Linked DNA regions of Homo sapiens: region 1 is linked to region 2. Evidence: chromatin loops called from intact Hi-C (ENCODE). Cell type or tissue: mammary epithelial cell. All regions are shown on one strand. Links, peaks and the distances in the headings refer to the core of each region. The heading gives the core; the rest is flanking DNA. Region 1 overlaps PDZRN3 (PDZ domain containing ring finger 3). Region 2 overlaps LINC02005 (long intergenic non-protein coding RNA 2005).

Region 1 (4,404 bases), core at 224-4,223, 390 kb before region 2:
CCTGCATTGTATTCAGTGCCTCTTATCCTTGTCCAACATCAACAGGTCATTGCAGAGGGGTCAGTGTTGGCCAATATAAATAACCATTATAAAAACCTCTAGCATGTTTTAAATCAACAACCAAAGTGGCCTACACTGTTTAAAGTATAAATTCCAAATATTTTCACGACAGAGAGTAGGCCAGGCCTGTGAAAAGTACAGGTAAAAATTATAGTTAAACAGATCACAGCAAGCTATTCCAGCACAAGATTCCTCATTTTAAGACCAGCTTAAAAACAAACATAGATGATGGTATCCCCTGGGCAGGAGAGGAGGCCTGGGATTCCTACCCCTGGCACATATGTTTCACAAGAGTTTCCCACACATGGCAGAAATAACCACCATCTATACAAACCCAGAGAGTCTCTGAGAAGCCTACAAGAGCCAGAGAACCAGAGAGTGTAGAGAAACTTGGAGTAGGGAGAGGAAGGGGCCTAGCACTTGGAGCCACCTCTTTCTTTTCCCTCACCAAAACCCATCAGCAATGACACCTCAACCCCCTCCTGAGCAGGGTGAGGCCCTGCAACATCAATGTGTCTCCAGACCACTCTCCTTTGGAAGAGGTAATGAAAAAGGGGCTGATTTGAGTCGTCCAAGAGTTCCTGATACCTGACTTTGGGAAGGACGACACGTAACCTATCCTGACTCTGGATTTACTTGTTTGCTTTGCCTGGGTTGTTATTGGAATTAATCTGCATCATCTAAGAATACAGTCATTGAACTGGGTGGGGTGGTATCTATAAATGCTAAGAGTGACAGGACCAAGGAGGCCAAGAATAATATTGACCATTAATCCACATTTACTGCTATGGAAAGATGGCCAGAATATGGTACTGATTGAGAATAAGGAGGTTCTCAAAAAAGCTTGAAAAGTGTGGCATTATTTTACAAGTAACTAAATAGATTTTTTAAAAGCATGAACAAATACTACAAAACATCCAAAGGATATATACTCAAATATCATCTCTATGTATTAGGATTTTACCCATTTTAAAGTTTCTTCATTTTTTTTTTTTTAATTGCGATCTTGGTTGGACTGACTTATCATCTGTAAGAAATGTCTTGATTTTCTACACTATCTTGACTAATTTCTCCTGGAGTTCCATTCAATTATGCCCCTCTTATTTCAGACTATTTGTTTATGAGTACAATATTTCCTGGAGTATTGAACCCTTATCATTTGAAAGTTACCCTCCCAGTTTTCACAGTAAGTTTTTATTATCAGGAAAAGAAGCTGCTTTCATGTTGGAAAAAGAATCACCATGAGTAATGACCAGAGTATTTTCAGATCAACATCATCATCATCCATTTACTTTAAGTACCATTTGTTATTTCATTTAATCCTTACAATGACTTTACAAGGTAAGAACTCTTGCCAACAATATTATTTTCAGTTTGTAGACAAGAAAGGTGGGGTCTAGAAAGTTAGGTACCCTAACCTTCTCAGGATTACAGAGTAAGTGCTAGAACCAGAATTAAACCTCAGTTGACCCAGCTACAGAGCTTATGGTCTTCATGAATACATGATGCTGTGCTGACATTAAGAAATGGCTATGTCCCGACTCCACACTTGTGAAAAAGACATATCAGATCTGGGAAGTCAAGGCATTGGCCATTATGTGCCACTTATAGAAATCTACTTTTTTAGCCTGCAGAGACTCTCAGCAGCAAGGCATACATGATTTCTGAACTTCTAATTTTTTCTCACTTGCAAAACAGATATTATAATAAATCTTGTTCAAAAGATGAACAACCTTTATTTATCTCCAACCTTATCTACCTCTGAAAGGATGGGATGTAATATGCTAGTTTAAATAATAATAGATCGTTTTTCTCTAGCATGGAGCAAATAAAAGCATAAAACTGCATTTAGGTTTTTCAAATACAGACTTGGACAAATCAAAAGGTACACTTTCTTCGCTAGGCCAACTGTCCTCCTCTGACCCCCTGCTAATTTTCCTGATGATGTTTGAGCAGAACATGCTGATTTGGGTAATTCCATGTCCATGCACAAAAATAATTGATGACATCAGCATAGTTATGGGAATTAGACTTATTAGTTAATTACAGAACCAGCAGAGGGAGCACAAACCCTGCATAAATAATAACCATTTCTTCTGGGTATCTTATAAAATAGTGGTAATGGTGGAAGGAAGAAACAGATTCAAAAACTAAATTGTTAGTATCAGAAAATGGGCTTTGCTTTCTTGGAATGGTGTTAGGGCAGAAACCTAATACATTGTTCATATGGTCTACGTATAAATGTTGACGTCTTAGGTACTGAAGAGAAGAAAAATGTGTGTGTGTGTGTGTGTGTGTGTGTGTGTGCGCGCGTGCGCTTCTCCTTGTTATCATGGTGAAACCCTCCCTTCTGTGGAATAATTAAGGTCAGATGGTGAAACTTTCCTAGAGTTGGCAAATACTTGTTGTATCTGACCCTGATATCACAGGAGCTTTCATTTTAGCCTTGCTCATCCTAAACAAAGTCCCAAGTGAGCCAATCTTATTCTTCTAAAGGCAATCAAGATTTACATTTATGGTTGAATAAAGATTTGACAGAAGTGAAACAAAATAATGTCTATTGCTACAAAGAAAGAAAAAATAAAATTATTCTTTTTAAAAAACTATCTGCCTTAAGTCCTGCTTAACATTTTAAATAGTCACCATTTCCAAATTTGAAGCCAGATGATGTTCACAGTTTTTCCCCTGAAGAATAAAATGACTGATAGGACAGTACACAGATATATGCCTCCCATCACAATAACATCGTCATGTATAAATAGGAATTAAGATAAAAGGCATCCATTTATTCAACCATTGATAGGTTAAGCAAGATACGTAGGGCTGAAAAGTTTTGTTTCCTGGACCAACGTTCAAGACTAGGCCAAATGTTAAAGGTAGCTATAATCATACCACAGGCATAAATACTGCCCAGCGTGGTATAAAATTTAGCCAGAGAGATAAATAATATATAAAGAACTTGATTTCTGTGCTACGAATTTCTTCTGCTGATTTTTGAGAGGATGGTCTCTCCAGAAGGGGAGTAGGGGGAAAAAAAAAACACCTGGTACTTAATAGACATTACCATTTAAAATGTATGTATCCTGTTGGTATGTTAAAACAAAATGCTTACTTTAAAAAAGTAATATGAATGGATTCATGGCAGGGAGAAAGAAATTTCTACCTTAGCTCACTTTTTTTTGAGACAGAGTCTCACTCTGTCGCCCAGGCTGGAGTGCAGTGGCGTGATCTCGGCTCACCGCAACCTCCGCCTCCTGGATTCAAGTGATTCTCCTGCCTCAGCCTTTCAAGTAGCTGGGATTATAGGCGCCCACCACCATGCCCGGCTAATTTTTGTATTTTTAGTAGAGATGAGGTTTTACCACGTTGGCCAGGCTGGTTTCAAACTCCTGACCTCAGGTGATCCACGTGCCTCAGCCTTCCAAAGTGCTGGGATTACAGGTATGAGCCACCGTGCCCGGCCGTACCTTAGCTCATATTAAGAGCACCATCAAGGCTCTGGAGTAGAGAAACAGTGTTTGTGAAGAAATGGTATACTGAGTGGAGAATGGCCCAATATGGGTTTGTTGGGTTCCAGAGAGAACCAACTCTGGGATATTGACAGCCATACTCCTAGGGTGCGTGCTGTTCCATGTGCCCCCTGGATTCCCTTACCTCTTCCTCGGTATCTGGCCTGGTCCTGTTTCTCATCATTTTGCAAGCCCAGTACTTGCCACCACAGAGATGTTACTGTAGTCTGAATGTATGTGTCTCTCCAAAATTCGTATTTTGAAACCTAATCACCAATGTGACGGTGTTAGGAGGTGGGGCTTTTGGCAGGTGATTCTGAGACCTCAACGAATGCCATGAGTGCCCTTCTAAGAGGCCCCAGAAAGCACCCTTGCCCTTCCCACCATGTGAGGATGCAGCAAGAAGGCATCACCTATAAACCAGGAAATGGGTCTTCACTAGACATCAAATCTACTGACATCCTGATTATGGAATTCCCAGCCTCCAGAACTGCAAGAAGTAAAGTTCTGTTGTTTATAAGCCACCTATTTTATGGCATGTTGTTATAGCAGCCTGACCAGATGGAAACAGACATGCAATGGCAGAGGCAGCAGCAGTTCTACCAGGGAAACTGGAGAGACAGGCACACAGGGCTCAGAGACCGAGGTTCTGTTACCAGTGGGGAAAAATGTGGTCTGTCCTTGCTTTTTATTCTTTTTCTCCCTTGAAGGATTCTGAGCACAGTGGACCCTCCAAATGTGGCCCTTGTCAATGGGTTACAGTTTAGCTTGGGGTGGCTTTGCTTTCTTCATCCACACAATGAGAAAACAGGAGGCAACAGAGCAGTCTTCATGA
Region 2 (4,404 bases), core at 133-4,132:
TGGAGTCTTGCTCTGTCACCCAGGCTGGAGTACAGTGATATGATCTTGGCTTACTGCAGCCTCCACCTCCCAGGTTTAAGCTATTCTCCTGCTTCAGCCTCCCGAGTAGCTGGGACTACATGTGAGTACCACCACACCAGGCTAATTTTTGTAATTTTAGTAGAGTTGGGGTTTCGCCATGTTGGCCAGTCTGGTCTTGAACTCCTGATCTCAAGTGATCCTCCCACGTCGGCCTCCCAAAGTGCTGGGATTACAGACATGAGCCGCTGTGCCTGGCCACTTCCAGTTTTCGATAGCTCCAGACTTTCCTCAGTGTTTGGCTGCCTAACTCCAGTCTCTGCCTGTGTTTTAAAATTGCCTTCTCTTCTCTCTGTGATTGTCTTCTCTGTATGTCTTCTTAATGACACTTGTCATTGGATTTAGCACCTGCTGGGATAATCCAGGATGATCTAATCTTGAGATCCTTAATTTAATTACGTCTGCAAAGATTCATTTTCCAAATAAGGTTGCATTAACAGGTTCTGGAGATTAGGATGTGAACATACCATTTTTGGGGTTTAAACCCAAAAGTATCTGAGTCAGATCTCAATCATTTAGAGGTTTATTTTGCCAAGGTTAAGAACATGCCCAGAAAAAAAAAGAAATACACAATCACAGAAGCAGTCTGTGGTCCGTTCCTTTTTCCAAAGATGATTTTGAGGGCTTCAATATTTAAAGGGGAAAAGCAGGCTGGAGGGGAAAGGGGGAGGGTATGGTCATATTACTGAATCTACATGTTGTAAGAGAAAAGGAGCAGAATAGTCAATCGTGTATTTGACTCATGTTCAGTAAATCATCACTTTACATAAAGATAAAGTGAACCTAGAGCAGCTCGCTGTGGAGATATCTTACCTTTCGTCTGTAACTATCTGCTTAGGAACAAAAGGAAAGGCAGTTTCTTGCAGGACTCAGCTTTCAGCTTAGTTTTTTTTTTCCTTTTGGGGTTCTGAGATTTTCTTTTACAAGGTCCACCATTCAACTCACTAAACAGAATATGTTTATAATAATTTGTATGTGTGTGTGTTTACAAATTACTTTTATATACATTGCCTCATTTAAAATTTTAATTCTTACAACATTCTTGCAAAGGAGGAATATGATGATTACACGAACACCAGTAATCCAACAAACAATATGAAAACTACTATGAGAGATGGAGAGGAGGAAGAAGGCACGAGATTGCTTCCTATAAAGGGATGTTAAGCAAAAGCTTTATGAAACAACTAAAAGCCTACATGTAACAGGACTTGAAGAATGAGTAGAATTTTGAGCCTTAGATTTCTTTTTTATTTAACCGGAATATTAACATTATAGGCTTGCCACGAGCATTAAGCCACAGAACTCATGTAAAACACTTAATACATAGCTTTGCATATAGTGTTTAATACTTATTTTTCATAAGCACTATTAAATATTGCTTTTTCAATACCTACCAAATACATGATGCAAATTATAACATTCCTTTTCTTGTATAGAATATTATATCCATTATACTTTAAAATGTTTCCTTCTCTTTTTAAAAATAACAGTGATTTTGGTAAATCTTTCTGAAAGTTATCAATCATTTTACGAGAAAAATTTAAAAAGTCATTTATGCTAGAATATTCTGCCACCTACAGGTAACCAGGGCTGCTACAATTCTCACAATACCTCGTTGCTTTTGCCAATGTTAAGTAGACGCAGGGGCATCTACTTAGACTGTAGCAGGGCTCAATAAATACTTGTTGCTTTGTTAATATATTATTGTCAGCACCTGTTAGTCAAAGTGCTTCTTTAGACATGAAAAGATATTCATGCTTTACCCTCATGCTCCTGATTATTGAAATTTCAGAAAAAGCACAAATTTTTCAGCTTTTAATAGATCATTTGATCATATAACTTAATGGTTTTCAAAGTGTTATTCCTGGATCAGTAGCAATGCCTGGGACCTTTTTAGAAATGCAAATAGTTGGACCTCCTAGAATTGCAAATCAAAAGCTCTGGGGGTGGGGTCCAGAACGCTGTGGTTTAATAGGCTGGCCAGGTGGTTCTGATGTATCCTAAAGCTTGAGAACCATTGATCTGGATGTTGGAAGTGGGGGCTTCTATAGAGCAGGTGAATGGGGGATAAGGTGAATCCTGCATGCTTACAGTAGTGTAGGGAGAAGGAGGAACCAGTGAGAAAAGCCTAGCCCAACTGCACAGCTTCATAAATTAGCAAATCAAAAATATTTCATTTGGGTAAACATATACTTTATGTGTTGGCAACACTATGACTTGGCTACTTCTTTCTTCCAGCTAGAGAATTATGGTTTTTTTCTATCAAGACTTTAAGGGAAATGTTGGCTTAGATTGTTTTCTACTTTCTCTTACATTAAAATCATTTATGAGATTAAGCTAAATCTCTTAGGTAACTAAAATTTTACTCACACGCATAGCTAGAACCCAAACTGCAAACCTTTTAGAGTTCAAGAGACATTATTCCACCTTACCTCATTTAAAATCTATAAAGCAGTATAACAAAAGTAGGTCATTATTATTACCAAATATCTTAATGCACAGGATGGGAGAATATTCTTATTTGCAAATATGGATTTGAAATCAAGGCATGTCCTCCTTTAAGTATGCCAAGATCTCAGGATTTGTTTTATGGTACAAAATAACATATCAGGGCTTTTAAATCTCTTTGGCTAAGAAGCATCATGGAGAGGGTAGAAATGCAGTACCAATATGAACAGCTAGTGAAAAACATGACCTGGGTTGTGACAGGGAAAAGAAAATGGAGCATCACAAGAACATTTCTCCCACTTAGCAACAACTGCTGTGAGGCTAAGGGCAAGAGAACTCAACCTAGCAACACTTACTTGTTTCCTCCTAAGAAAGCCTGGAGACCTGTGAATGAAGTCAGAATTTCATCTTCACCCTTGACTTGCTGTCTGAAGGACTCCAGCACATTGCTTAAGCTCCCTAAACCTCAGTTTTCACTGTAAGACGTGGATAACAACACACTCTACTGCAAGAGGCGGTAGTGAGAGTTTAATAAGGAACCGGTTCTCAAACTCGGCTGTATATTGGAATTACCTGGGGATCTTTAGCAACTACTGTCATGAGGTAATCCAGGCAAAAAAGCGCTTAGGATAATGCTTATCCTGTAAGAAGAGTGAGACCTGCAGTAGCAGTTATTATTGCTGCATGTAAGGTAATAGGTTAAATGGTTGTTGCAAGCCAGGGTGCACAGTAAAGTTACCTGGAAAACACTGATACGCAGGCCCCCACTTGAGGCATTCTGATGTGCCTGATGTGGAATGGGGACCTGAGCGTTTGCTCAAAGTCTCTAGGTGACTGATGTGGAGCCAAGGCAGAGAACAGAATTTTGTGCTATTTATTGAAAGATGAATAAAATAAGGGTCTTCCCCTTAACGTGTCTATAATCTTATAAGACAAAACAAGATGAACTGTAATCACAGTATCCTAAGATTTGAGCACTTAACTATGCGCTGGATCTATGCTAAACACATAAATATGGATTACATCTCTGTATGACAATACCATAAGATGGGTACTACTATTGTTAGTAGCAAAAAATTGTTAATATCTCCATTACTTTTTTTTTTAACTTTTAAGTTTGGGGGTTCACGTGCAGGTTTGTTACATAGGTAAACTTGTGTCATGGGGGTTTGTTGTACAGATTATTTCACCACCCAGGTATTAAGTCTAGTTATTTTTCCTGATCCTCTCCCTCCTCCCACCCTTCACCCTCCAAAAGGCCCCAGTGTGTGTTGTTACCCTCAGTGTGTTCGTGAGTTCTCATCATTTAGCTTCCACTTATAAGTGAGAACATGTGGTATTTGGTTTTCTTTTCCTGTGTTAGTCTTCTGAGGATATTGACCTCCAGCTCCATCTATGTCCCTGCAAAGGACATGACCTTATTCTTTTTTTATGGCTGCATGGTATTCCATGGTATATATGTACCACATTTTCTTTATTCAGTACATCATTGATGGACATTTAGGTTGATTGCATGCCTTTGCTATTGTAAATAGCACTGCAATTCCGGCACTTTCTAAGAAGCCAAGAATTTCCTTGTTTTATGAAAATGGAAGATGACTTCAGGATTGTAAGCATGAATGTAGGATCACAGACAGAGTGAAATTTTCTGCATAATCAAAGTGGATACATCTACGATGTCTGAAGAGACCAAGAGAGAAAAAAATCAGAACTGGGGGAGTGGTTAAAGTGCTGAGGAGGTGGGGTGGGAGAGGTAGAGGGAAGAATTTGAAGATGATATAAATACTTGTTTAAGTAAAAGAGGTGTTTACTTAAAAGCATGAGCTTCTACACTGCATGGTATAACTAGATTTCTTATAGAAACCAACTTGTGAACTA

The links. A loop is a pair of places that touch in the nucleus more often than their neighbours do. Peaks named below come from ENCODE experiments on the same cell type or tissue, not always from the same donor. Only the 100,000 strongest peaks of a DNase experiment are listed, where the experiment ranks them.
Region 1: a loop joins it to region 2, with 7 times the contacts of the local background. A loop is called at or near these places in 6 of 110 quality-filtered maps.

The regions. Positions count from the first base shown.
Region 1 is chr3:73,453,850-73,458,253 of GRCh38, forward strand. All of the region lies in intron 3 of PDZRN3 (PDZ domain containing ring finger 3), which reads right to left. Among named protein-coding and RNA genes, the nearest start is that of PDZRN3-AS1, 170 kb to the right of the region's middle. In mammary epithelial cell, for the core only: a CTCF peak has its summit at 2,102 (motif pointing right); no DNase peak of the experiment used is centred there.
Region 2 is chr3:73,846,701-73,851,104 of GRCh38, forward strand. All of the region lies in intron 2 of LINC02005 (long intergenic non-protein coding RNA 2005), which reads left to right. Among named protein-coding and RNA genes, the nearest start is that of LINC02005, 40 kb to the left of the region's middle. In mammary epithelial cell, for the core only: a CTCF peak has its summit at 1,656 (motif pointing left); no DNase peak of the experiment used is centred there.